Linked DNA regions of Homo sapiens: all the other regions are linked to region 1. The links are chromatin loops, found by intact Hi-C in ENCODE. Cell type or tissue: PC-9. All regions are shown on one strand. Each heading gives the region's core, and the rest is flanking DNA. Links, peaks and the distances in the headings are about the cores only. Region 1 overlaps DAAM1 (dishevelled associated activator of morphogenesis 1). Region 2 has its middle 62 kb from the start of DAAM1. Region 3 overlaps DAAM1 (dishevelled associated activator of morphogenesis 1). Region 4 has its middle 21 kb from the start of GPR135.

Region 1 (7,518 bases), core at 1,126-6,125:
AATGTTAAAATGTATTTTTATTAGATATAACAATAGTCTTACCCAGGGGAAAAAAATCTTGATCACATTATTAGCTGCAACAAGAGACTCACTCCTTTGTTTAATTTGTAAGCATTAGACCCAGACTTTTCCTTTTCTTTGATGGAAATGGGGTCTCACTATGCTGCCCAGGTTGGTCTTGAATTCCTGGCCTCAAGTAATCCTCCCACCTTACCCTCCCAAAGTGCTGGGATTACAGGCATGAGTCACCATGCCTGGTCTAGACTTATTTTAAAAATCTTACTTCCTTACAACCTATAACTAATGTGGCGTATTAACATGACTTGATTTGTTCTTTTAGTCTATGCTCTTGAAAAAGCATCATATTTAGGACTGGAGATAAAGATGTAAACACACAAATATAGAGCAAGCTGTACACATGTCACATGCAACTTTTGAAGTAGGGGCTTTGGTGTAAGACAGGCTGGGCCCCAGTCCTGTCTCCGATACTTCCTGGTCAGTGTGACTAGAGCAAAAAATTTTTTATAAAGCCTCACTTTCCTCATCTGTAAAACAAGGATAGTAATAACTACATAACTGCATCCCTCCAGGCACCCCCCCCCCCCCAAAAAAAAGGGATTGTGTTTGTATGTGTGCACATGAGGATTAAGCAAATGAATGCACGTAAAGTGCTTAGCAAAGTTCCTGGCCATAGAAAGAACACAGTAAACTATATGTACGTTCTGCAAGGCAGACTTTTTTATACTAGAAAAACAAAGTAGCAGTACCTTTGTATCCTTAATGGTCATATGCAGCTAAGAACCCATTAAACAGTGCTTAGTATGGTAATTATGATCACTTTCCAAAGCACTGTCATACCCACTATTTCACCAGTGTTTCCTCTCTGTGTATGACACCCATGAGGCCTGGGAGTACTAAGAAGGAAATAGAAGATGAGGTCCTTATTTTAACAGTGATTACAGTCATTGGGAGAACCAGATGATATGCTGAAATCCTCAAGACACAAAGGTGTGTAAAGCACACACTCACCCATGGGCTTGCAGATGAAGGTGAGGGCTGAACAACTGAAAGCGCGCACTCAAAGGCAGCAAAGAAGAGAAGCCCCAGGTGAAGCTGGATGAGGCACCCCACCAAGGATGCCTCTGGCTTGTCTTTTTCTCTAGATTTGGGACCCGATTATGTTAAAACCATCCACCTTGCTATTTAAACTGAATGTTATTTCATGTGCCATTAAGTAGGGAAGAGAAGGAAAAAATTTGGGAATCCTACTGTACTCATACCATTCTCTTCTATTTCATGTTCTCAAACCCAAATAAAGCATCTAGACAAAATGCAAAATTGTTTAAGCTGACAAATAAGGCCCGTTCTATCACCTTATGTGAGCTGTGTTGCCATTATAACCCCTACGCCGTTACAGCAGCCCTTGTCCTGGCAGACTTCTTCAGATGGTTTTCGTCATTCTTGGGACAATCATTGCCTCATGAACATGTTCCCAGAATATCGCGTTAGAAAATTCCCCCTACTTAAATGGAACAATTTAGCTAAGTTGGCATGGGTAAAGTATACAACAGGGAAAAACCGACTCGCAGCATCAGGGCCTCAACTGGGTAGCCTTAGACTCCAGGACACTAGAGGCCCTTGAGTCAATTTAAGTCCAAACACCATTGTGTGGCCATGCAAGGCCAAGGAACAGTAACAATAGGGAGGGCTGAAACTGCCACTAATGAAAACCAACTGGCTGTGAAAACATCTATAATCATGAGGAGAGCTCTGCTTGTAAGAAAAAAAAAAAATTAGTTCTGTGTCCTTTTCACACCGAGTTGAAGAAACCATTTTATGGTGTAGTTCTGCTGAGTCCTTCTGTTTTGCATTTAAAAGAAAAGGAGTTGAAAATCAGAGCGAGAACAATACTTGAAGTATCAGATTTGCATTTCATTAGCTCCCCATATGGAGCACAGAACTTCTTGCTTTTGAAATTGTATATATTTATGCTCCTCAACCCCCAGAGGCTGTCTGGACTAAACACTAGCTCTAATTCAAAACAATTTTGGTTTCTCTTAATGTGGCCCACAAAGAGACTGGAGACTTTAATGGCTAGCACTTAAGAAAATCTACCTGTCAACATAATGCTATGCACGCGTCCTGTTGGATCAAAGAAACCCTACCTTAAGGGAAAGGGGAGAAAGGTACCCCGCCCTCAGGGATGGTTCTATAGGTTGCAGAGTTCTTAGTATCATCTGTCATCCACAGAATCAGTCTCTAATCTCTGTAATTAATTGCTTTTAAAGCTTGGCAGTGTTCTGAAGTGCCAGAGGGTGGCAACTTTTGAGATATCTACTCCAACTTTCTTTACAAGGCAGGAAACAAACCAGCCATCTTAAAACAGTATTCAAAACTCCAGGTTGCTCTACTCAAGTATTTCAAAAATTTGCCAAGAGAATTGGAACATCCAGGCGTAATTAAAATAAGTTAAGGATGGATGGCTAGATCAGCCTTAGCTCTGCTTCAGTGGATTTAGGCCAAATCCCCCTACTTTAGAGTAGCTTTTTGTGGTTTACTACACCCAGGCTGCTGTGCTAAGTGAGCATCTGGAAAAAAAGAACGGCAGAACACTTCATAAAACTGTGTTTCAGGTGGGTTCATTTTGCAATATAAACCTGCTTCCAAGTTTCTGTCTCCCCCGCTGCCACCCCCAGGCCTTTGGCAGCGAGGTCTGTTTTGGGGAATAAAACAGAGTAAATTTTAAATTGCTACATGTCACCCATGCACACATACCAGTAGAAAAGTTGCTTATTCCCTGAGGACCTGAGGAACGTCTCTAAGACGTGCCCATTCTACTCTCTTCCCATGAAAGGTATGGTCCCTGGTGCCCTGGAGCTCCCCATTCAAATGCACACCTTTTAGGCCATCTCTTTCTGAGAGCTTCGAATGATTTGGTCACTCATGCTGCAAATATCCTACTCACTCAGGCATGGGGAGTGCTGGCACCTCCTCCCTGCCTTGGCCTCTTTCCAACTGCCTGCTTGGCTCCAGAGAAAGCTGTGGCAGGTGCCCCTGACCAAAAGGTCCACTGACATTTGTAAAATATGAAGAAGACCTTTAAGGTATAATCTTAAATACTGTGAACACAAGTGTTCATTAAAATACAGCCCATGGAATACGCCACAGGCTTTCACTGTGGTGAACTTTGGTGTAATGATGGCATTGCCAGGAGATAAATCCTAGACAGCAAGATAAGAAATAGAGAAGTTCACCAGTCTCTGGGAATGAAATAATCAGGAAAGAAAGATAGTAAGTGTGAGAAGGTAGGAAATGCTGACATAGAAACATTCCTATTCATTGTCCCCAAGCATAAAATCAGCCTTCAAGGGCTTCTTCATCTCTCTCCAGGCTGTCCTTAGTCATCAGGTCTCACCTGGACAACAGAGGCCCTTATCTGATGGCTGCCCTGGTCCAGCTGTTAACCCCTTCTAACCTGTCCTGCGAAACCAAAAGACCAAACTAAAAAACCTTATTAAACAAACACACAGTGTCCTCCTACTGAACAAAAGGCACCAGTTCTGATCCCATGGATACATAAATAGGACACTGACTGGGCAGCTCCCATGCAGGCACCCTTCCCAGGGCTGCACACATCCTAGGAGGAATTCTCACAAGCCGCTGCAGGGCTGCTACCCTCATGATCTTCATTTTATAGATGAGGAGGTTATGATGTGATTCTGGGCTGACTCATGCCCTTATAAATGCACAATGCCTGAATTTCGGGCTCTCCTGCCTGGTTTCATTCAATCCAATTGATAATTTTCTGCCGGGATTGCAGGGCTCTCTACTAACTGTGCTTATGTCCCTCCCACATCTTTGCTGCTGCACGCCTCCTTGACACCACCTTCCCGGCCCCTCCTCTTGTCATATAACAGTCTTTGCCTTTGAGGCCTACTTTCTACAATAAGCCCTGCTGGTGCCCCTCCTACATGGCCGGGCTCCATGTCCTTCAGTCAGACCAGTGTAAGCCCTGAACTGCGCACAAATCTTCTCACAGGTGTCATTTTTCTTCTCCAATTAGCCATGTGCTTTCAAAGGCAGCAACGTTATCTTAACTTTTGGTATGTCCTATGGCACTCAGCACGGTGCTGGGCAAAAAAATGCTCCAAAGTGGTGACTAAGAGAAAAAGTATTGAACACGTTTTCCTACTTCTTTCTCCTTTTATGTCCCCAGCTCCTTTTGTGCATAGTAATAAATTGCCAACAAAAAAGGAAGAATGAAAAGTAAACTGCTGATTGGTTAAAAAACTAAATAAAATACAAATTATAATTAAATCTGCCTAATTTTTTCACTTGTACCACATTTAACATGTCATTCTGTGCTTTCCTGATGAGAGAGTAAAACAACTGACCAGTGAGCACAAAAGGACGGGGCACTGAATCATCCATGGGAGAGAGGGCTTCAGATCCTTATCAATGCAGCCCAATGGCCAGCAGGTCAAACGGGACTCAAAATTACTTTGTCACACACACTTTTAAATTGTGCTCACTGTAATAATACTTATACACTAAACTGGATTTTAATTGATAATCTGACAGATACGAGGCCAGTTCTTAAAACTGTCTTAAGAGAGTTTAGATACATTCAAGTTCTAAGTCACCTCAAAAGTGTCAGGGCCTAGGGCAACAAGGGAATTTACATACCACAAATATGAACTAATTCCCTCAATAACAGAATGGGAAATTTGCCAGAAAGAGATGTAACCTTATCTATATCTAGTGTAATTACCCTGGTTGGTACTTAGTACTACTGAATAATCTGTCAATAAGGAACGAGGTCACAGTTTTTACTCTAAAGGCATTTCAACACTATAGAAATTCTGTGACAGCTCCCTTCACCAAGTGTTTTAAAGCATTCATCTGGATGGCACAAGCATAAAATATAGAGAGAAATTCTAGGATGTAAAAAAAACTCCACAACTTTCCCCAAGTTAATTTAATTTTGCTACTAGGAATACTACTTATAAAAAGGTAACAAAACAAATTGTTTACACTGTACAGCAGTCTTCCCTTATTGGAGGGGAATATGTTCCATGACCCCCAGTGGATGCCTGAAACTGTGGATAGTATTGATCCTTACATAGACTATGTTTTTTTTGTCTATACATACATACCTAGGGTAAAGTTTAATTTATAAATCAGGCACAGTGAGAGATCAACAATAACTAAAAATAAAATAGAACAATTAAAACAATATATTGTAATAAAAGTTATGTGAATGCAGTTTACCTCCAAATATCTTGTTGTACTGGACCGTGAGTAACTGAAAACGCAGAAAGTGAAACTGTGGATAAGGGGGGGACTACTGTAGAAGAAAAATAAGTAGACCTTCAAGTTATTTTAAGTGGTGGCTTCCTGAGGCAGATAGATATTTTATTTAACCTGAGCATAGTTCATGGAACAAAAGTCAGAATAAACACAGGGTACGGCCATTTACACAGCTTTCAGCCAGAGGCAGAAGTAAAATGTTAACAGGATGGTTCAGGTTACCTTACTAGTTGCATTACAATTCAAAGATCTCACTAAGGTTAAATTTCTCTTCATTAAAAGAAACATTTGCTCCCTGAAGTAATACATATCTGGCTAAGAATCAACTTCCATGAAAACCAAGCACTAGCTCTTTGTGTTAAAAGAAATTCATTCTAAGAACATCTAAATAATAAGGACTACTACTTTCCCTCTCTTCATAGTCCCTGAAAAAGAAGTCACCTTATACCAGCCTCAATGCATATACAACATTCCTTCCAGAATGTAACTTATCTTTAAAGCCCCAAACTCGGGATTCTTTACATCTTCACTCACTCCATAAGCATTAGGTATCTTTGCCTAATGTGAAAGTTCCTTTTACAGAAAAGAAGAAACTAGATACAGAAAAGCTATTTGAAATGCCCAGAAAAACCTGACAACATTGCCCGAAGTTGCAATCAGATTCCAGGCTCCCAAATTTCCTTTCTTCTTTTCAAGTTCCAAGGCTGTGATGGTTCACTAATTATGAGAAAGATTTCTGAACAGGGCTGAACTGGATAAATTAGCTTTTCACGGAGGTTTGAGATTTACATATCCTTTTAGCTATAAAAATGCTCAAAAAGAACATGAAATCATATAACCTTGAAATGAAAAAAGGTGACATTAGAAAGCAAAATAAAACAAAGAGCCTTCATCTGTTGGTCCTGATTCTGTGACAATGCTACTAAATGACCAAAATATCTCTAAGGCCAAGAAGTGTAAATAAAAGTCAAGTCGATGTTACAGGCTTTCTGGGAAGAAAAGATTGACTCAGGGTGTTCTGCCTTTACATTTAGAGGTCTGTGGAAATTAAACTTTGAGAAAGAAGGCATCCAGCTCTGATATGTTCCACTAGGGAAAGTAAGCACCAAGAGCTGTTCTCATTTTAACAGAAGGGGATCCAAAGAACTGTACCTCAGCAGAGTACAATTAAAACAAAATCACTAACATGTGGTTTTGAGCCACAGAATGGAAATGTTGGTCCTACTAGAAATGTTTATTCAACATCAACAATACCTCGATAGAAGGATGTTGCAATTCTGAGCTCTCCGACCATCAATCACCGAAAGCTCTTTAACTTTAAGTTTGGAACTCAGAGTGTCATCAATGGCATCTGCTTCTTTCTGTAAAGAGCATGAAAGAAATCCATCAAAGTCCAACAGGGACATTCAGACTTCAGATACACACTTTCCTTTACATTGTTGTTCATATACACATACACACACTCGTATACACATGGGCAAGGCTGAAATGGTGGGAAGTGTGGAGAATGATGGAATTGAAACAAAGGCTACAGTCTAGTTGGTAAAGGGAAATAATAAGAAAAGCTGACCACCCACATTTGAAAAAGCATTATTTGGAAGAACAAAGTGCTTCTAAGTTGAAGATGCTAAGTGTGCATAAATTATCAGTGAGTGGTGCCCTCCTTTTGTCCCCCAAATTCCTATGGATTGCAGACAGAAGAACTGTCACTATGAATCAGGCTCAGCTGAGGCTTGCCATTGCCGGTCCAGCCACTTGCAAGGCCCATTCACCCCAGAACCATCTGCATTGTGAGCACTCAAAAAAGCTAAACGATAAAACCTCCCAAACATCTTCATGTACAACAGGAAGCTCCCAAAGCCAGATGGTAACTTTCATTACTCCAGAGCCTGATGGACAATGGGAAGGGGCAGTTTGAGGCATGAGTTCAGTTACCTGAACTAACAATAAAAGGCTACTTGCATATTCTGTTGCTGTATAGAAATCTGTAAGCTATGATGGCCAGTTATAATTTCAGGTGGAACAGACCAAAAATATGTATAATATACTGTTAGAGTGAACTGAGCATCAGGAGTATTGGTAATAATAAAAAGTTCAAGGCTAACTTGATAAATAGCAAGTTTGATTTCATTAGCAGTGAGAATCAATTAAAAACGTTACAGTGTTTTAAAAATGTAAGAAAACTGATTAAGTAGCTCTTTCTTTTGC
Region 2 (7,518 bases), core at 1,310-6,309, 220 kb after region 1:
TGTGTGATAAAGTCATGCATGGAACCATTTCAGAAAATATGCCAATTCCTGCAGATTCCATGAATGATTTCACCCCTTTCTGTAGAGCTCTCTTCCGGCTCTCCGCATTACCTCGGAGGGTGCCCAGGCCTGATAGGCAGGAAGATGCTGCTTAAAGAATGGACTTAAGAAAAGGTAGACGTCAGCAGGGCCCGGGATCTGGGAGGTCTGGCTTTGTTCACAGGCTGGAGGGAAGCCAGGAGCCGTCATCCCTGGTGGGTAACTAGTTGATGAGACCACTTAAGACAGTTCTTTTACCTTGTTTGTTGCACTTTATTTACCATGGGGTGCAAAATTTCTTGGCTTTGTAAAAGCAAAACTTGGAAAGTTTCCTTTAGACATGTGAATGGTCACGGGATCTCCTCCTGATACGGAAATAAGCTGCCTCACAAGTTCCTAGCTTTTCTATTTACTCCAGGCATCTTCAATATGTTTATAATATTTTTAGAGATTATCCCTAGTGTGAAGTGGGGATTAATCCATTTTTTTCCAGGACACAGAGCCAAACATCAATTAGCTTTTCTGAAAATGGCAGAATTTCTTGGATGATATGTGTCCTAAGCATATTGATATCAATATGTGTCCTAAGCAATCATCCAAGGGCACATAATTTTTTTTTTTTTTTTTTGAGACGGAATCTTGCTCTGTCACCCAGGCTGGAGTGCAGTGGCGCGATCTCGGCTCACTGCAAGCTCCGCCTCCCGGGTTCACGCCATTCTCCTGCCTCAGCCTCCTGAGTAGCTGGGACTACAGGTGTCCACCACCACGCCCGGCTAATTTTTTTGTATTTTTAATAGAGACGGGGTTTCACCGTGTTAGCCAGGATGGTCTCAATCTCCTGACCTCATGATCCACCCGCCTCGGCCTCCCAAAGTGCTGGGATTACAGGCGTGAGCCACCGTGCCTGGCCAGACACATAATTTGGGAGAGGTACAATCAAATAAATGGTGGTCTCGCCTTGAGGCTCAGCATGTGGGTTCAGTTACTTTCACATGGGTGAATTTGTTTGAAGAAGCTTAATCCCAGGACAACGTCCACTGCAGATTTATAATATTCTCCTAGGAATATCACATTCATATTTCAGAATAAAGACCCCTCTGTAGGTCTAACTTTGAGAGACCTGAATCAACACTGAAGAACTGAACAGGCTCAGAGCCAGCTTCGCTCCTGGGGTTCTCAGGCCCTTTCTTTTTTTCTACTCTCAGACCTAATTTTATGTTAATATCCATCACCTCCCTCTCCCTTAAACTATTTCTACTTGGCTGAAGGCATTTAACTATTAATTCTTCGATTTTATTGAAAAATTTTTTTCTATGTTCACATCCCAAATAATAAAATGGCACAATTAAGCTAATCAACATGGCAAAGGATCTATCCCTACTAGAGAACAGAAACCAGTCAGACAGCACATACTGGGGAATTCCAGGTTGGGAAGCAAAAAAGTTGCCATGAATCCTGGTAGCTTCTTCTTTTAAGTTTGTTTATGATGATGCAGCTTGAAAGATGATTGGCTTTCTTCTTGTAATTTATGATACAACAAGGTTATCCGTTGTTAAGTGAATCCCTTTCTCTGGCTTTCTCATTTAGCTCATGTTTCCAGGATCAAAGCATCATAAATAACCAATGATGAAAAACACCACCTAAACATCAAGAGACAATTTCCATAAACGTTCACATTAAAAATGCATGATTGGTATGAAGATTTAATTGTAGCCACAGTGTAGTTTCTGTCTTTTGCTGCGGTCATATTTTCCTTTGTGTTGTCTGTGCTATTTAACTTTGAAGCCCACTAAAGATGAAAAATGGGCATTCATGGAGCAGGCGCATATGGCTTTAGCTGTTCGGTGGTGGATCTGGCGTTTTCCCCTCTGTGGCATCAGCCTTTGTGTTCTCAGCAATGAACTTTAATAAAACAACCTAAAATCTGAGAGATGGTGGAGAGAAGAGAAAGCAGTAGATGTAAGCTGACTCTAGTATTTGTTTTGTCTGTAAATGTGGTAAAATAGACTAATGCACAACTAACCACTCCTCCTATCCCCACTATGTCATTTCCAGAGATATGTAAAATTGTGTCAGAGATATTCAGTTAATGAGCTTTCTGAGTCATGGTAGTAATATAGACGTGGTGTTCATACAGTGACTTTCATTTAATCACAACCAAACAAGAACCCTTGCATGATAGAGAAAAAGACCCTACAATAGACTACTGATTACTATTATTATTGTTGTTGTTGTTGTTTAGGCAAGCTGAGGAGAATATAAAGAATACTAACCCTTCTTTTTTATAACATATTAGTAAACATACTAAAATGTAGTTGTGAAATGGTTAAAGTTGTGGGGAATATAAGCAATATAAGCCTTTTTATTCTTTTTTTTTTTTTTTTTTTAATATTGGCTACTGGCCGGGCACGGTGGCTCACGCCTGTAATCCCAGCACTTTGGGAGGCCGAAGCAGGCGGATCATGAGGTCAGGAGATCGAGACTATCCTGGCTAACACAGTGAAACCCCGTCTCTACTAAAAATACAAAAAAATTAGCCAGGCGTGGTGGCGGACACCTGTAGTCCCAGCTACTAGGGAGGCTGAGGCAGGAGAATGGCTTGAACCCCGAAGGCAGAGCTTGCAGTGAGCCAAGATCGCGCCACTGCACTCCAGCCTGGGCGACAGAGCAAGACTCCATCCCAAAAAAAAAAAAAAAAAAAAAAAAGGTTGGCTACAAAATTTTGTTCAATGTAGATAGGCTGCTGGGGTTTCTGTGGGAAATGTCACATTGTCTAGTAAGCCTTGGGAGAATTGCAAGGCTCAAGTCAGGCATCCTACCAAGATCTCAGAGTTCAGAACTATTTGGCTCTCAGGGAAGAAGGGTTGAGAAATGTCCCCCTGGTTTCCGCTGGGAAAGGGCTACCTCAAGACTTGTTTTCTTTGCCTTCCAGCGCCAGAAATGTAAAGTGCTGAGATACTTCAAGTCAAAGAAGTGAAAGGGGTAAATAAAGCATGTCCATGATAGGCTAAGGATGAATAGAGACCTAAGGGTTAGATGGGAATTGACTAGTTTAGTGTCTAAGAGGAGGAAAGATCTAGAAGCACCTAATTAGATTGGGGCCAGGAATTTCAAATGAGAGACATTCTGATGATTTTATGAATATAGTTTTTCTTCCCAGGTATATCCCAAATTCCTTAAAGGCTTAGGTCCTTTATTTCCATTTGTCTTCTACATAGAACTTCAGCAGGAAAACTTGCACAAAGTGATGATCAATACATTTCTGTCAACTCATATTATACTTTAAAAGAAAATTATTTTGATGACGTTTTACCTCTGTGTATATTTTGGGAATTATTTGATATGAATCTTGCAGTAGATTGAGACCATATTGTTAATTGTAAATGGTATGTGTGAATTAATTATAGAATGGGTCAAGAAATAACCTCACCTAGTTTTTAATCCTGACATTCTAGAGCCTGTCTGACCTGTGAGATGTTTGGAGAAACAACACTGCCACCTTCTGGTAGATACATGTCATCTTTCTCTCTGCCCACCATTGGCACCCTGGCTCACCCACGTTTACATTAATAAAACCAAGTCTAAATAAAATCTTCGATAATAAGGCTGAAGATCAAAGGTCTGGAAAGAAGGCCTCCAGCTTGTACTTTTTTTTGGAAAGGGTTATGATTTTGCTATCAGAGAAAATCTTATCCCAGGCCTACTGTGATGTGATATTATCTTTAAGACTTAACTACTTTACTGGGTTATTCTAATAGACCTTCAAATGACCAGGAATGCTCCAGCCTTAGAGCTGGGGATGATGGGAGTAGTTGGAGCAAGAGTGTGGGGAAAAATTCACAGACATGTTGTGTCAGCCATGAAAAAACAAATGGGTGAGTAAACTGCCTAAGTGATGAACAGGTGAACAGAATTTTCCACCCTGCATTTTTGGATTGGTAGTTTATCTTGTTTGGTGTTAAATGTTTGTAGTCATGGTTACGTGACTAGTTCACTGGAAACCCATGTAGACCCACAGTTTTCTAGAGTGGGGCATATAGTAGGTGTCAATAAGAACTAGTTACATTAATTAATAAATGAGAACATATCTTTGCTTTTTTTTTTTTTGGGACGTAGTCTCACTGTGTCACCCAGGCTGGAGTGCAGTGGCGCAATCTCGGCTCACTGTAACCACCTACTGGGATCAAGCAATTTGCCTGCCTCAGCCTCCAGAGTAGCTGGGATTACAGGTCCATGCCACCACGCCTGGCTAATTTTTTGTATTTTTAGTAGAGACAGGGTCTCACCATGTTGGCCAGGCTGGTCAACTCCTGACCTCAGGTGATCTGCCCACCTCAGCCTCCCAAAGTGCTGGGATTACAGATCTTTGCTTTTATATTTCATCTCTGAAATACTCTCCTGAGAATGAGGCTGGAGAGAGTAAATTTTAATTTTCCTAATCTTTCTTGCTCATTCCCCAATCCAAACCCTACGGCAACTGCTCATAAACGTAGGTCAGTGCTAAAGAATTAGTTCTATTGATTTTTTTCACCACTTGATCCATGTTAGGAAACAAAATTAGCTGGGTGTGGTGGCACACGCTTGTAATCCCAGCTACTTGGAGGCTGAGACAGGAGAATCATTTAGAACTCGGGAGATGGAGGTTGCAGTGAGCTGAGATCTTGCCACTGCACGAACAATTGCTTGGGTGACAAAGGGAGACTCCGTCTCCAAAAAAAAAAAAAAAAAAAAAAAAAAAAAGACATTGGAATAAACAAAACAAGATTGATCAGGATTAATGTTTTTTCAAGGTAATGTTCCAGGTAATGCTATAACCACTGGGGATTATGTTCCTATCCAAATATGCACCTTTGTCTTTGACTAGGCTATTTTATAATTTTGTAGGGATCAAAGTTAACTTGTACAAAACTGATAGCAATGCAAATATGCCCATAGGCATATAAATAAATTCTGTCCAGTGGAAAGTTAATTGACTCCTCCCTGTCCACACACACAAAAGCACCAATTTTGTTTCCATTTGCAAATCCATTTCACTCTTCCTGATCTATAAATGTCTCTGCTTTTTGGCTTTCTCTGAACCTGTTGTTAATGAAGTCTTATTCTCTCAATCACCATGCAATTGAGCTATGGGATTTCATGTTGAGTTATTAGCTTCTACTATTATTTTACCTGTTACCTCATTTAATTAATGAGTTAAATGAAAGTTTGACATAAGCATGTTTTATATTTGCATGAGAATCATGATTGTTCCTCCTCCCATCCCCAAAGATCCTTCAACACCCAATATTAAGTAACAAGCTGAAGGAGAAGTCTGGGGGACTTTTCTTACTTGGTTTTTATGGGAGTTACATCATTGGTAATCCGAAGTTTTGTTCCCTTGCCCTCCCTGAAGTAAAGGGTGCAACTGAGAGTGACTGAGACTACCCACCTTCCCACGTGGTCTTCCCGTGTGATCACTCACTTGGTGAACCTGTGTTTGTGCAAAGCATTTCTGAAACTCCTCTGCTGAAAGTACCTACAAAATCTGCTGCAGAGTCTTCAGATTTGCAGCATTGTGTGAATTTCACTAGACATCAGGCTTTGGTATTGGTCAGCCCTACTTCAAATTCTAGCTCTCCATGCACTAGGTGGAAGTTATCAGATGTTTCTGTTTACTCATCTGTAAAATAGAGCCGTTATAGAGTGAATGAAACAATGCGTATTATAGCTGGCATGTAATATGTTCTCCATAAATCTTACCTATTATTGCTACGTAGAGAGAAAAACATGGGACCTCCTTTCTTCCTTGGTCCTGCTGACGTGTAGCTCTGCAGTAACATCTCTGGTGCTGATGTTTCAGGCCAGATTGACATAGACAGGACTACACCCATTTAGGCCTGTGTAGGGCCTGAAGGATCTAGGTGTCTGGGTGGATTGGATCAGGAAATTTCCTGGAGTGAGTAGACCCGGATTTGACCTTTCAATTTCTTGATTGTGGGAAAGTCAAGGCATGGTGAGTGGCAGACGGTAGCTAAGGGCAGTGGCCACGTAACAACTGCTATGGAAATTTTACAAATTTAATAATTGGTATGGCACTGCTGAGTAAAACAAAGCCCTGGGAGAGGGTAGGTGAGCTGAATTGGGAGCAAGGGGACATCTTTCCAGACACCCTTAAAGTGGATGCAAAGATGGCTATAGACAGCCAGGTCACCAAGCAAAGAACTTCTTTGCCCTCCTTCTGATGGGTTTTGTCTGATGGAAACAGCTAATATGGAGAATTTTTTCAGTTGTGGGCTCTACCATCCCACCCTTCTAATACAGATTTCAACTGCTGGTAGATTTTACTATTGAACCAGGACAGAAACAAAAAGGAAGCTTAAATATCACAGCAGCCAATGACACCGCTGTTCCTTTGAGACACCTCAAAGGTGTCAGTTATACAAACTACGTTTATTCACTCCTTTTCCCTCAACAAATAATTTCCATATAATACGAAGAAGTGACTCTGAAATTTGCATTTTAGGCAGAAAAAGGAAATCTGATACCAGTGAACCAATGTAAACGAATTTTTATTTAAAGAGGCTATAAAAGAACATTCTGGATATTATGTGTATCATTATTTTGGTTACTTTGCAGTGTTATTGACGTTTAACTTCAAATATCCAGTAGAGGGCATGAAAGGAATTGGTTTTGTTTGGGCTCACTATGCTGAAGATAGAATTTGAACACTGGAAATGAAAAAGCAAATGGATTATATATTGCAGCTTTCAGACAGGGAATGACAAGCTTTAGATATCAACCCAATATATACTGCAACCTTTCTTTTTTCTTATATCGTATCTTATATCCTTCATTTAAAATTACTTAATCCTTGAGAATTAGATTTAGCTATTGAACAAAATACATATGAAATCATTAAATATCACTGATTTGTATTCACATCTATTAGAGACAAACCTGAAGAATATACCAAACTTTAGTACATGATGACATAGTATCCATGAAAAGCAAAGTTCTACCCTCTGGCGGAAACCCTTCACCTTTAGAATGCAAGACTGCTCTCAGCATCCCCTTCCTGCTTCAGATCTCAAATCAGGCGCTGGAAGCAGGACAAGAACCTTTCACAATCAGCCTTGGTGCCAAGCTTGACTCAGGATTGACTTAGCAATTGTTGCTTTCTCACTCATTTGTGACTTTGGTGGAAAAACAGAAGAAAAGCGCATACCTCCACTACATTTAATGAGTGCCTACAGTGTGCTAGATACTATATTAGATACTTGAAAAATAATTTTAATCTTTATAAGACCCCTACAAAGCCAAATTTATTATTCCCATTTTTCTGAGGCTCACAGAGGTTGCAAATTTCATGGCATTTCCCTGCATGCTGGTCTGCTCTATTTCTCATAAAATCTTTGGGAAGTAAGAAATAAATCTTTATGAAAAGATTGGGATCTAGAATTCTTAATTTAAATAATAAAATAACAAACCAGGTCACTTCTA
Region 3 (7,518 bases), core at 1,738-6,737, 67 kb after region 1:
AAGACGCGAACTCAATTTGTTCTATTCATCTTTGCATCAGTACTTAAAAGCAGTCTGACATAGCAGAAATGAAAAAAAAAAAAAAAAAAAAAAAGGAAGGTGTGCAGAAAGTAGAGAAGATGGGGAAGCTGGGAGGGAGGAAGGGAAGGGATATTTCAAGATATAGTGAGGATTATTTGATTATTTTATTGTTTAGAGATAGGGTCTCTCTCTGTCATCCAGGCTGGAGTGCAGTGGTGTGATCATAGCTCACTGTAACCTTGACCTCCTGTGCTCAAGTCATCCTCCAGCCTCAGCCTCCCAAAGTGCTGAGATTACAGGCATGGGCCATGGCACATGCCCAATGCATTTTAAAGATTAAAGCCTATTATTTGAGGTGAAATGCACATACAGTGAAATGTACACATGTTAAGTATACAGTTTTTGAGTTTGGCAAAGGTATACATTGAAGTAACACTTAACACCTTAGAATCTAGTGGTACCATCTTATACTCATGTCAGCAATACACGGCAGTTCCAGTTACTCCACATTCTCATCAACACTTGGTGCTGTTTTTTTAAATTTTAGCTCTTCTAGTTTCTGTTAAGTACGATCTCAATGCAGTTTTAGTTTACGTTTTCCTAATGACAACTGGTGCTAAATATAACTTTTCACATGTTTACTGGCCATTCATACATGTTCTTTTGTGAAATGTTTGTTCAAATCTTTTGCCCATTTTTATTGAGTTACCTGTCTTATTTTTACTGATTTAAAGTAATTCTTTATATATCCTGGAAACATGTCCTTTGCCAGAGGTATATATTAAGAATATTTCTCCTAGCCTGTGGCTTGCCTTCTCATTTTGTTAATATTTTGATCACCACGTGTTTTTTAAAATTTTAATGAAGTCTAATTTATCAATTTTTAAAATATAGTTAATGATTGTAAATCTTCTCTAAGAAATTCTACAACTTACAGGTAAAAAAAAATTGTATGGTTTCTTCTGGAAGCTGTACGGTTTTAGTTTTAGCTTCTATGTTTGAATCTCCAGTCCCTCTCACAGACCCTACTTCTGGATAACACACAGTATTTCTTTAGTTACAAAACAGCTGGATTGTTTTTGCATTGTCTCTTCTAACTATGCATATTCATTTAGATAGGCTGCTGGGCAAGAAGGGCAATGAAAGCAAAGTTGATGGGAGAAGGAAAAAATAATGGATACAAAACAATTTGAAAATCATTCTTCAAATTACTTCAAGGTAACATTTCAGGAGATTTTTCATTTTGGTAATTAAATTCTAAAGGAAGCATTCATGAAAAATAAAGCAATTAGTATCACTGTATCTCAATAGTATCTCTTAACATGAATTTCTTAGAAAAAGTAGATCTACAGAGCCAGAAAGCGGATGATTGTCTGGGGCCTAGAGGCAAGGGCAGGGATGACTGCAAATGGGCACAAGGGGAGATGGGATGCTGGAAGTGTTATAAACTATGGCGGTGATGGTTAACAACTATAAACATTTATTAAAACTCAAACTGTACAATTACAAGAGGTGAATTCTATGACATATAAATTATCCCTCAATAAAGCTGTCAAAAAAAATCAAGCCTGCTTGTTGGAGCCCCAGGAAAACAAACAAAAAATTCTATATAGACAAAGTAGAAAAAATACAGCTTTGTATATACATAGTAAGAAAAGAAAATTCTGTTTGAACATTAGATAAACCAAGGAGTTGGCTTAAAAGAGAAACTGATTGGAAAGAAGTGTATGAAGAAGGAGGAAAGAAAACTGTGTACTCCTTTAAAGTAAGTAGCTCAATCTGGGAAATGTTACAGTTTCAGACACAGCATTCCTTTGAAATCAAAGATCACTTCCTTAAAATATTCTTATCCTTTCTTTGAAAGTTACATAAATTATATTAGTGTGTATTCCATTTAGGCCAAGCAACAGGCAATGTTTTCCCCAAGGTCCCTTTGTAATTAAGTGATATGTTAATATTAACAAGAAGTCCTTAAGAACCTTTTCAGTTTGTTTTTCCCCCTAATACTGACTCTACAGAAAAGTATAGTAGTGTCCTCTTATTCTCTGAATTCTGAATTCACTTTCTGCCATTTCAGTTACCTCTAGCCAACTGTGGTCCAAAAGTATAAATTAAGAATTCTAAAAGAATAAATTCCAGAAATAAAAAATTCCTAAGTTTAAAATTGTGTGTCATTCTGGGTATTGCAATGAAATCTCACTTAGTCCTGTGCAGGCCATGAATCACCCTTTGTCCAGCATATTCAGGCTGTATACATTCCTTGCTCATTAGTCATGAATATCTAACCATCAGCATCCTCATGGTTCCATGAGCCAGGTTCACCCGCAGCAGATGATCTTCCTCCTGACATTTCATCTCAAGGTCAATAGTAGGCTAACACTACCTCGTGATGCCTATGTCATTCACCTCACTTCATCTGATCACACAGGCATTTTATCATTTCACATCATCACCAAAAGAAGGGTGAGTACAGTAAGATATTTTAAGAGAGGAGGAGACCACATTCACATTAACATTTATTACAACCTATTGTTATAACTGTTCTATTTTATTATTAGTTATTGTTGTGAATCCCTTACTATGCCTAATTTATAAAGTTTAACATAGATATATATGTATAGGAAAAAAACATAGTATATATAGCGTTCAGTACTATCTGTGGTTTCAGGCATCCACAGGGGAGGGGAGGGTTTTAGATGGGCCATATCCCCTGCTGGTAAGGGAGGACTACTGTACCAGATCATCTGTGAGTTAACAGCCAGGTTTTTCACTATGATTACAAACAGATGTAATTACTCAAACCCCAGGAAGCACCCTAGTTGAGTATAGAATCTAAATCTTACTACATCTTAGACTTGGGTGGCCGAGCTCCTTTCATTGGTCAGAGAATTTTTTTTTCATGTTATTCTCTATGGATAGAGTTTTAAAAGTCAAAGGAAAATGATTAAGCAAGAGATAAAAGGAGAAACCTTTGCATCAAGCATCATGCCTCTCCAGAGAAAGTTTTAGTTTCTCAAAAACTAAAACCAACAGATTAAAAGGCTCTTCTTCTTGGAGATGATATTAATTATACTTTTATATATTTATATATTTTACATATTTATAATATTTTGGAGAAAAGATTTTTTTTTATTATTAAGAAGAAAGGACCTCTGAGGGAAGCCCAGCTGTGGGAACTAAAGTTCTAGGCTTCATCCGTAACAAAGTGCATTATTAAGCCCCACTTCTAAGAGATTCTGTACAAAGAAACCTTACCAATTCCACACTGTAGAATAAGCAGGCAGTTCTGTAGAGAAACCTACATAAATCAGAAAACAATTGGCATGCTACAAATCAATCGAAGGAAATGGATTCATTTGCTAGATAAAGCAAGGGAAGGAATTTTGAAATAATATACAATAAGGGTCTTGAATGAGTTGAAAGACTAACACTTTGGAAGAAAAAGCTCTTTTCAGAGATTTTAGCTAAACTGAAATATGGGATCATTTATAAAACCTCTAAAGCAATATCTAAAGCATTTATTATTTGAAAATCTACCTAATCAATAGATTTCAATGAGATAAAATACAAGTTTTTGGCTAATAAGAGAAGTCACTAAGAAATTCAGGATATCTATTTCTAATGAGTTAACTAACTCTTTACATACATACAAATATATATTTAGATAAGGTCTGAGGACATTCAAATAATGATTGAGGTGGGGGAATGGGCAGGAGGACTAAGAAAAACGAGAGAAAGAAGCTAAGACAGGCCCTTGAGGTTAGCCTGCCAATCAACTCGCTATTTGTATGTGATTGTGTTTGGGGGTTTTGTTTTTTGTTTTCTTTTGTTTTGCTTTTTAATGGTCCTTGATAAGGTACCTGTCCATCTGACTCAATGTACAGAGTTCACAGAATTACCAACCATTTTCTTACTCAGACAAGTCTAACTTTTATTTTTCAAATTAGATACCTCAGATATTTGTCCAGAATAAACAGCCCCAATTCACCTATCCTAACTCCACCCAGAAAGGGTTTCCCACAAGCCCAGCAGGCTGCAAGCCTTCAGTTCATCTCAAGGATACACTCAACATTAGCAGTGCCTTTTCTGAGTTTAACCCTCTCCTCCCACCCCACAACTCAACACTACCAGAAATAAGTTAAGCCCCTGGAGAGGCACCTAAGCAGACCTCAAGTCACATGACATGGTGATAGTACAACATCAAGGGGAAGAAGCTGTGACCTAAAGACACATGACATGGTGATAATAAGTACAACATCAAGAGGAAGAAGCTAATGGCAGATTGAAGGGTGATGCTTTGGCAGCAAATAAACAGAAAACATTTTTATAAAATGCATGGAGAAAATGTACTATTAAGCTATGATAATTCATTAAATATATAAACATCCAGCCCCATTACAGCAAATGACCATCTCATCTGGGAATCATGAATTGCCAAAGAAGCACTTAAAATTTAACTGCAATGACTCTGAGAATAATATTTTAGTATGATGGTGGTTAGAAATCTGAAAGCTAGGTAAGATTTTTGTCAGTTTCCATAGAGGTGCATTCAGTGAATTATTACCTGCTCCCAACCAGTCAGGAAAAACATAAATGGAAAACAAGAGAGAGCTTTAAGCCCTAAAAGGGATTGGTAAACACAGAGAACAAACCTTGGAGGTTTTCAGCCTGTAAAATTTCTGCCAATATTCTTAGTCATTACATGAAATACCACAATATGACTCACCACCACCTACACAGTAATATTCTCTGTGTCTGATAGACATGTTTTCATTTGATACATAAAAATAAGAAGTGAGAAACACCACAAGCAAAGGCTGACTAATAGAAATAATTTCTAGTTTCTTACTACCAATGGTTAAGTGTTTTTTACACTATTTCCTTTTTTCTCTTAATAGCAAGCAATGCAGACTATATTCAGTTGGCTAGACAAAGTCTGCAGCTAAACACATAGGCTTTTTATTCAGCTTTTTTACCGTTAAACTAGAAACTCATTAGAGTGACTTCAAGTTTTAATAGTCTGCATCACCAACAGTTTTCCGGTAATCTAAAATAAGCTTTTTTCTAAACATGTTAGAATCATCTCCAAATATCCACCCAAATTTCCAGTATTTACACCTATAATCTAGTACAACTTCAGTTGACAAGTCTTACTAGATAAATTTTTTTTTTAACTTTTAAGTTCGGGGTACACGTGCAGGTTTGTTGTATAGGTAAACTTGTATTACACGGTTTGTTGTACAGATGATTTCATCACCCAGCTATTAAACCTAGTACCCACAGTTATTTTTTCTGATCCTCTCCCTCCTCCCACCCTTCACCCTCTGACAGGCCCCATTGCCTGTTGTTCTTGAAAGAGAGAATTTCTAAGCATGTTTTCCTAATTGAATGGAAGTACTTCATCTCCGGGGATACAGCACCAGCTGTAAAGTGACAGACAAGAAAGGTACCCTAAGTCCCTGTGGGCAACCAACCATGAAGCCAAGTTCCACACATGGCCACCTCCTTCGATAGCACCAGCACTGCTCTTGCCAGCCCAGGCCCCTCCCACACCCTCAAGAGGATTGTTTGGCTGCTTGTCTGACACTTTAAAGCTTTAATTGGGTCAAAAGACAATCTAGCAGAATAAGTCTTCCCACATTGGAGCTATTTATTTCACCACGTAATATACAGTACAGAGACTTTTAAAGAGAAAGAATATTTCTTAAACATTGTCACCCTTATCCTTTTAATCTGCTAACTTTCATGCCAACCACTTTGGTGTCCCCATTGTAACTAACATTTTAATGAGAAGAAAGAGTAAAACAGGATGACAGCAGGTGGATAGGGTGCAGGCAGAGTATAAGAATCAGCCCAAACTTATCACCACTATGAGAATATTAAAATACAAACCCAACTGCTGCAGGATTCCACAGTTATTAATTCATGCATGCATGCATACATTCACTCAAATACTTATTGTGCATCTCATGTGTAATGCTTCAGTAATTAGTTATACATCCATTCACTCAAGCCACAAACATTCATTGAGCACCTACTCTGGACCAAGCACTGCCCTAGGCCCCCAGGATCCTAAGTGTGAGAAAGTCAGATATAACACCTGAGCCATTCTGCTCTCTGAAGGTGCAAAGGTGCATATATATAGTGGATTAACACAATGAGTTATTCATATGAGAAAAAACTCAAACTATCTGACTGTTGAAAAGATGGCAAAAGATTCTGACTTTTCCTTCTACATCGAAGAAAAGCCTATTTTTCCTGAAAACAATTCATATTTATGTTATATATACATAACATAAATATATATACATGTCATATATATATTCTGAGTTTTTAATTATTTGGTTTAATTTAGTTCTTAAATATTGCACTGAGTAATGAAATAAACAGCTAGCTGCTTTTGGATCTTGCCAACAAATTCATTTAAAACTGAACACAAGAAAAAATACTGCAACTTTTTCAGGAATCTGGTTTGCCAAGGAACAAAAATTCTAGCTCTTCACCCATAAGCCCGAAAATCATAACTAAAAGATATAGCTGGTCACTGAGCTCTTGTAACACGCACCAAGAACAGCTTGAAATTCCAGAGGAATTCTGGGAATTGAAGGTTGGAGTGGGGAAGATTCCAGACACAGCGAGTAAAAATATTCAAGGACTGTTCAGACCTGAAAAACACCATCCATGGTATTGAGCAATTACCTCCCAAAGGCCATGTCACATGTGTTTTCTGAGAGCAAACCATGGTGACTAGATAATTCCCAGAGCATCAAGATATATTCTTATGTACAGTTAATTGCACAAACTACCAGATCCTTCTAGCCATTACTGAAACACATTTTTAAAATTACGCTTAAAAGCTTACCTAAACCACACTACTTATAAAGATCAAATTATTCCTCCAGCCTTTTGACACCTGTATTGGCTTATATGAGGACACATAGAGAATGGGAATGTCAGTATACTATAACGACTTTGTATAATTTGTATATGGTAGTATAAGGACTAAGTTAAATAGTCAGATTTTAAATTGTAGCCAAAAGCTAAGTAGGTCCATACTATCCAGGGTCTCTTTGGGATTCATTTTAATAAAAATCATCAGGACCAAGAGGATCCATAGCCATTTTGTCAACAGCATTATTAATTCAGAGATAGTTTTATAGTATAGTATTTCTATTTAAAAACAACATTTTCATGTTTCTTTCCTCCACCTCTTCATGCTCCCTCATTTCAGTCTCCTTGATCTAATATTAAGATATAAGAAGCATCCAGAAATAAATGATAATTGAAATGGTAACAAAATATTTAATATGAAGTTGAAGTCCAAATTTAACAGCCTGTAGGAAAGGACATTTGGAATGATCTTGGTAAGATACAATATACATTCAGAATTAGAAGGAACAAAATGGTTTTATGGTCGTATCTTAAGCTTTATTGGATGTGTTTAATGAATCAGAGGATTAGAAGGAAACTTAAGAAATCATTTTGACCATCTTACTG
Region 4 (7,518 bases), core at 849-5,848, 100 kb before region 1:
CTGGATTGAAGTCTGTGCCAGGAACAATGGTAATTGTGGGACTTAACAAAGAGTGAGTACAGCTGAAGGAGCTGGGAAGCAGAAAGTATATGCGTCAGGTATGAGGAAGAAAATAGATTTTGGAAGTTATGAGAACTGTAGAGAGTGAGTTGAGCATAGTTTGTGATTTTTAGGGCCTCTAAAAGTATTAAAGCAGTGGCAGCTGCTGCACGCAGACATGAGGGGTAGGCTAAAACGGTAAGGTCAAGTTGTTTGGACAGAAAGGCTACAGGCTGTGGTCCTGGCTCTTGTGTAAGAATTCTGACCGCAGTAACCATGCCTAGGAAGGAAAGGAGTTGTTGTTTTGTAGAAGGTGCTGGGGGTTGAGAGATTGGTCGGACATGATCAGCAGGGAGAGCACGTGTGTTTTTATGAGAATTATGCTGAGATAGGTAACAGATGAGGAAGAAATTTGAGCTTGACTGAAGTAAGGGGGGTTGTCTATGAAGCTTTGCGGCAGTACAGCCCAGGTAATTTGCTGAGCTTGATGGGTGTCAGGGTTAGTCTAAGTGAAAGCGAAGAGAGGCTGGGATTAAGCGCGCAAAGGAATAGTAAAGAAAGCATGTTTGAGATCCAGAACAGAATAATGGGTTGTGGAGGGAGGTATTGAGGATAGGAGAGTATATGGGTTTGGCACCACAGGGTGGATAGGCAAAACAATTTGGTTGATAAGGCGAAGATCCTGAACTAACCTGTAAGGCTTGTCTGGTTCTAGGACAGGTAAAATGGGGGATTTGTAAGGAGAGTTTATAGGCTTTAAAAGGCCATGCTGTAGCAGGCAAGTGATAACAGGCTTTAATCTTTTTAAAGCACGCTGCAGGTTGGGATATTGGCGTTGAGCAGGGTAAGGGTGATTAGGTTTTAATGAGATGGTAAGGGGAATGATCGGTCACCAAGGAGGGAGTAGAGGTATCCTATACTTGGGGGTTAAGGTGGGGGATACAAGAGGAGGATGCAAAGGAGGCTTTGGATTGGGAAGAAGGGCGTCAATGAGATGCGGCTGTAGTCCAGGAATAGTCAGGGAAGCAGATAATTTAGTTAAAGTGTCTCAGCCTAATAAGGGAACTGGGCAGGTGGGGAAAACTAAAAGGAGTGCTTAAAAGAGTATTGTCTAAATTGTACCAGAGTTGGGGAGTTTTAAAGGTTTAGAAGCCTGGCCGTCAATACCTACAACAGTTACGGAGGCAAGGGAAACAGGCCCTTGAGAAGAAGGTAATGTGGAGTGGGTAGCCTCCATATTGATTAAGAAGGGGACGGACTTACCCTCCACTGTGAGAGTTACTTAAAGCTAGCATCTGTGATGGTCTACGGGGCTTCCAAGGCGATCGGGCGGCATCAGTCTTCAGCCGCTAAGCCGAGAAGATCTGGGAAGGAGTCAGAGAAGCCAAGAAGATCTGGGAAGGAGTCAGAGAGCCTTGGGCCAGAGTTCCAGGGGCTCTGGGAGTGGCTGCCAGGTGAGTTGAACAGTCTGATTTCCATTGGGGTCCTGCACAGATGGGACGTGGCTTAGGAGGAATCCTGGACTGCAGGCATTCCTTGGCCTGGTGGCCAGATTTCTGGCACTTGTAGCAAGCTCCTGGGGGAGGTGGTTCTGGAGGAACACCTGGCCACTGTGGTTTAGGCGTTTGGAAGTTCTTGTGAGCTGGAGATGTGGCTGGGGTTTGTCTCACAGTGGAGGCAAGGAATTGCAACTCCGAAATATGTTGCTACTTAGCCGCCTCTATTATTGTACACCTTGAAGGCAAGGTTAATTAAGTCCTGTTGTGGGGTTTGAGGGCCAGAATTTAATTTTTGGAGTTTTATTTAATGTCGGGAGCAGATTTGGGTAATAAAATGTATACTGAGAATAAGACGGCCTTTTGACCTTTTAGAGTCTAGGGCTGTAAAGTGTCTTAGGGTTGATGCCAAACGAGCCATGAACTGGGCTGGATTTTTATATTTGATGAAAAAGAGCCTAAACGCTATCTGATTTGGGATAAAGAAAAAGGAGCATTAACCTTGACTATGCCTTTGGCTCCAGCTGACTTTTTAAGAGTAAATTGCTGGTCAGGAGGGGGAGGGCTAGTTACGGAACGAAACTGTAAGCCGGACCGGGTGTGAGGAGGGGAGATGATAAAAGGATTATAGGGTGGAGGAGCAGAGGCTGAGGAAGAATTGGGATCTAGCTTGGCCTGGCAAGGAGGGGAGGTGTCGTCCCTGCGTGGTCTGACACCTCTGAAACCTGGGTGAATAATCAGAGAGGTGTGTCCCTGCAATGATTAAACACGAAGGGAAGGCTGCCTTCCTTAGTCCGTGACTGGCGCCAGAGTTTTGGGTCCACGGATAAAACGTGTCTCCTTTGTCTCTACCAGAAAATGAAAGGAATTGAAATTAAGAGAAGGGAGAAATTGAAGTGTGGCGCCAAGATTGAAAGAAAGAGGTTGAGGGATAGCGAGGGAGGTTGGAGAAGACAGTAAAAAGAGGCCGCTTACTGGATTTGAAATTGGTGAGATGTTTTTTGGGCTGGTCGGTCTGAGGACCTGAGGTCGTAGCAGAGGCCTGACATCTTTCTTAGAGGAATGTGCTCTCTGGTCAAAAGTAGAGAATAACTCCATGAGATTAAAGCAAAACATGCATCTACCTGATTCAATATGTTCAAGGGCCCCACTACATGGGGCAGTTTAATTGTTGGTTTGTTTTTTGAGACAGGGTCTTGCTCTCACCCAAACTGGAGTGAGGTGCAGGATCATAGGTCACTGTAACCTCCAACTCCTAGGCTCAAGCAATCTTCCCACCTCGGCCTCCCAAGTAGCTAGGACTACAGACATGCACCATCATGCCCAGCTACATTGGGCAGTTTAAAAGTAAAAAAATTTGTCAATCTACTTGTTTACTCTCCAGAGAACATAATCGATTTGACTGAAAAAAATTAATACTGGTTTATCTTTAGCTACCAGGACTACAGACAAACCAAAGGAAAGGCAGCACATATTTCCTTACTTTCTGGCAGTCATTAAGTTCCTGCTGGTTTCTGGATGTCAGGGGTCCAGAGACAAGTACATATTTTCTTTTCTTTTTTTTTTTTTTTTTTAGTATTTATTTATTTATTTAGAGACGGAGTCTCACTCTGTCGCCCAGGCTGGAGTGCAGTGGCACAATCTCAGCTCACTGCAAGCTCCATCTCCCGGGTTCACGCCATTCTCCTGCCTCAGCCCCCCCAGTAGCTGGGACTACAGGCGCCCGCCACCACGCCCGGCTAATTTTTTGTATTTTTAGTAGAGATGGGGTTTCATTGTGTTAGCCAGGATGGTCCCGATCTTCTGACCTCGTGATCCACCCGCCTCGGCCTCCCAAAGTTCTGGGATTACAGGCGTGAGCCACGGCACCCGGCGACAAGTACATATTTTCTTGATAGCACTACTACAGTACATCTATTCCCGTTGTGAAGGGGGAAAATTCAAACAGCAGTTCACCTGCAATTTGAAAGCCTGAAATACTGCTGATTCCCCACAAGGAGGCTCCATTATCAAGTACAACAATTTTCAAAGCGGGAATGCCCCAACGATTTTGAAAAGCAACACATCAGAACACATTAAACTTTCATAATCTTTAAATGCTTTAACATTCTTATTGATAACAGTTTGGCTTTAATTATCACATAAAAATTTAATCTATCATTTTTGTGCTATGCAAAGCCAAGACAAATGTATCATATATTAAATACATAATTTAATTAAGCTGAGTATTTAAACAAGGCCGAATTTTTTTCTCAGTGGGAGGAAGGGAGGACGATTGGTGATTATACTAAAAACCAATTTTCTTATGCTTCAGTTATTACATGTGATCAAAGAGTTATCACACAGGTTCAACTTTGGCTTTCTAAGTCAAACAAACAAGCTTTATCTTGGCTAAAATTCTTTATAAGGCAAAACATATTGACTGGTAGCTCATTGCCTAATTGATAACACATATGTCATGGCATTATTTTAATATGACTCTTTAACAATAAAACAGTTAATATTTCCTATTGGATCGTGTAACATCTTAAAATATTGGTAATAACAGTTCCAAATGGTTATAAATGTATTTGAAGTATTTGAACAGGAAATAGAGACTAAATATATACATAAATAATTTGTTACAATTTAGATTTCTTTGAATGCATAATGTTGAAATTAGTTTTTCCTTTTGCATCTTTAATTCTCTGAAAGAAGAACTTAGAATGACTTTTAGTGCTCTAAGCGTTCAATTAACTTTTCATTTAAATTATTTATTTTATATGATGGATGGAATGCATCAGGGCAACTGAGAAATAAGGCAAATTTCTTACATTTGGAAAATAGAGTTAGGCTTGTGATTTGAAAGTTTTAGTTTTCTAAGACTATTCTTTAGAGAGTGGGATTTGGGATGTATCTAGCATTTATTGATTGCCTCCATGAAGTCCTTTGCTCATATTATTTCATATCAATGGGCCGGATATTACTATTCCCCATTGCATAGATGAAGAAGCTGAGACTCAAAGAAAAATAACTTGTTCAAGATAATATAGCCAGCTAAACAACAGCAGGATTGGGATTAGAACCCACAGCAGGGATGGATGGGAAGAGAGGCAGACAAGGGTGGAGGTTTGGGGATCTGAGAGTGAGGAGGAGGCAGGATGAAATTAACAAGGGTAGAATCTTTTCTGGGAGTTCACAGAAGTAGTAATTTATATCCCTTAGCATGCCTCCTTTATCCCTATCAGGCCCTCTGCGGCTGGATGAATCTCTGTTTTTCCAGTCAGTTTGAATCTTAGCATCAATATTATATTTGAAATGTAAGAGTGAAATTGCCTTTCTGTGACATCTTTTTAACTGATTACTGGGCACTTAGGCAACCAGCTCCCGAATGTCTGGTTACTCTTAATAAAGGTCAGGATTGCACCTAGCTAGCCTCACTAATAGAGGAGACCTTGTGGCCATCTTTCATAGCAGCCTGAGGCAAGTTGTCATGAATTCACTGAAACTTGCTGATTTCCCCTGTGCACCTGAAAGAACCTGGTTCCCTTAGTGATGTCCATTCAGCCTGAATAACTCTACTGCTTCCCCTCTGCCAGCACACCACCCACCCTGTCAACGATGGTGAAAATCTGCAACCTCTTGTTTACCTTCATGTGTGGGGAGCCTCTCCCATCCTTCTCACAAGGATATAAGGAGATTGCATTCTAACTTGCTTTGATTACTCTTAGCTTACATACAGAATCACCTCTTTAGAGGAAAGGGAAGTTTCTCCCAGTTCTGTCTTTGGAAATGGGAGATTGGTCTTGGAGTCTTAGACTAACACAGATAGATCATTAATCACAAAGACTGTCTCTGGAAACTGAAAAAGGTCAGATTCTCTTAGAAACTGTGGGATGGGTGTGGTGGTACATGCTCATAATCCCAGCACTTCGGGAGGCCAAGGTGAGTAGATGGCTTGAGTCCAGGAGTTCAAGACCAGCCTGGGCAACATGGTGAAACCCCATCTCTATGGAAAAAAAAAAAAAAAAAGTTGGGTGTGGTGTTGTGTGCCTGTAGTCCCAGCTACTCAGGAGGCTGAGATGGGAGGATTGCTTGAGCCCAGGGAGGGTGAGACTGCAGTGAGCCGAGATCATGCCACTGTACTCCAGCCTGGGCAATAGAGTGAGATGAGACCCTGCCTCAAAAAAATAAGTAAATAAAATAAAAATGAAAAGAAAGAAACTGCACAATAAGACAAGGGCAGGGTGGAGAGTTTGTTTTAGTTACACAAGACACCCATGCAACACGACAACACCCCTTTAAAACATACAAAGTCACATAACTTCAGAATTTCAAGATTTAGTTAAAAAAGAAAAGAAAGGATGGAAAATGTGATACTGTATACATTTTCTGCTGTCTTTGTGCTACTGAACATTCTCTAATGAATGTCTCCTAAACATCTTTCTGTGATCTACTTTGAAAGGAGAACAGAAGGGAGGGAAGAACAGAGAGGAGACTAAAGAGAGATAAGGAGAGGGAAGGAAGAAGAGGGGGCTAAGGAGGGAGAGAAGAAGATAAAGAAAATTTACAAAAGAAAGGAAGAAGGAGAGAGAGAAGTTGTTTGCTATTGTGGCATATTAGGTGAGCAATGAACACTTTGTGCATTTATTCGTTTGACACACAGTTATCGAGCATCTATTATGTGCCAGGCTCTTAGACCCCGGTTGAAAGCAGTGAAACAGATAGTTGTCTTATGAAGCACATAGATTGGGCGAGTCACAAAATTTTTTAAATAAAGTAAATTAGGTTGCAAATACACTCTTAGTTCACTTTATTTTTACATTATTCCTCTCATCCTCCATAACAATGCCTCTCATTCTACTCATAAACCCAAGTAATATAAATGAGCCACTCTAGACTATTAAAATATACCATTGTCTCAAAAAATGTTTTTCAATGTAAGCATATTTGTACTTTTGCTTTCTTAATTGGAGCAATGTTTTTGTATTACTGCGTGTCTACACATTTTTTAAAGAGCTGATAAAAAGATGTTTGTTCATTTCTATATAGTCTACTCAATCAGCCTATTTGCAAAAATTTTCCTGAAAAATAGGTAGTGGAGAAAAGTCAGGGTCAAGAGTGGATTTTATTCTAAATCAATATTTGGGATAAATGCAAACAAAAATAATCAGAAATTAAACAAAGAATATTGGATTTAACATGAAATGGATAACCTGACAGCCTCTTCTAAAACAAATAAAATACTCTTGTGTATCAAAGCGCTTAAGTCCATAACAGAGGTGAACTTGAGGTCAATGCTGTCAAATAATTTCTAAGTAGTTTCCAGATTTTTTTCTTTTTTTTTTTGCCTTTGGTGCCGAAAAGGCTAATCAACTTTATGTACTTACAACTTACCTTCAATTTATCAAACTGCAGGTATAATAGTCAAAATATTCAACAACCAATATGGTATGAACACAGATGCTGCTTCTATATCTTAAAATGTATTTTTCAGCATCCTGGCTGAATAAACATCCTCCCTAATTATGGGGAAAGTGGTATGTCATTAGCATGGAATGAAGTTCCCCTCCTGATCCATTAAAAGTTAAGCTACTCCTTTCACTAATTTTGTCCTCAAATAGTATAGCTCACATGCAAAAAGGGGAGAGGACATTCCTCCTGAACATATTCTCTGCTTTTGGAGAACTTCTCAACCTTTCTAAAATATTGTATTGGTATTCTGGTTGTTGACATGATGTGGAAAAGATGTAGAGGATACAGTTGGAAAGAAATGTCAGTTTATTTAGTGCACATTGAAACATCAATAGTCGTGCTGTGAGACACAGAGCAAGAGGTTGAAGTGTGGACTGTTAAGTGCTGGCTTCCACAGATGTGAGAACCTAGCTATGCTTTGGGACTGCATTTCAAACAACCCCAGGTTCTGTGGGAGGCAGGACTGCTGTTCCACAATGGGGAAGGAGAGAATAGGTTTGCTCCATGTGATATACTGGGGCATCTCTTA

The links. A loop is a pair of places that touch in the nucleus more often than their neighbours do. Peaks named below come from ENCODE experiments on the same cell type or tissue, not always from the same donor. Only the 100,000 strongest peaks of a DNase experiment are listed, where the experiment ranks them.
Region 2: it touches region 1 in a loop (4-fold over the local background); 8 of 110 quality-filtered maps call a loop at or near these places.
Region 3: it touches region 1 in a loop (4-fold over the local background); 6 of 110 quality-filtered maps call a loop at or near these places.
Region 4: a loop joins it to region 1, with 3 times the contacts of the local background. A loop is called at or near these places in 10 of 110 quality-filtered maps.

Annotation. Positions count from the first base shown.
Region 1 is chr14:59,339,227-59,346,744 of GRCh38, reverse strand. It overlaps DAAM1 (dishevelled associated activator of morphogenesis 1), which reads right to left. Exons shown (of 25, transcript NM_001270520.2): 16 at 6,565-6,671. Among named protein-coding and RNA genes, the nearest start is that of GPR135, 120 kb to the left of the region's middle. In PC-9, for the core only: no CTCF peak of the experiment used is centred there; DNase peaks (open chromatin) are centred at 2,964, 4,094, 4,444 and 4,734; H3K4me3 peaks cover 825 bases; H3K27ac peaks cover 3,498 bases.
Region 2 is chr14:59,123,352-59,130,869 of GRCh38, reverse strand. No RefSeq gene overlaps it. Among named protein-coding and RNA genes, the nearest start is that of DAAM1, 62 kb to the left of the region's middle. In PC-9, for the core only: CTCF peaks have their summits at 3,333 and 3,541 (motif pointing left); a DNase peak (open chromatin) is centred at 3,539.
Region 3 is chr14:59,273,112-59,280,629 of GRCh38, reverse strand. All of the region lies in intron 2 of DAAM1 (dishevelled associated activator of morphogenesis 1), which reads right to left. Among named protein-coding and RNA genes, the nearest start is that of DAAM1, 88 kb to the right of the region's middle. In PC-9, for the core only: no CTCF peak of the experiment used is centred there; DNase peaks (open chromatin) are centred at 2,289 and 4,729; H3K27ac peaks cover 3,155 bases.
Region 4 is chr14:59,440,417-59,447,934 of GRCh38, reverse strand. No RefSeq gene overlaps it. Among named protein-coding and RNA genes, the nearest start is that of GPR135, 21 kb to the left of the region's middle. In PC-9, for the core only: CTCF peaks have their summits at 3,348 and 3,548 (motif pointing right); a DNase peak (open chromatin) is centred at 3,544.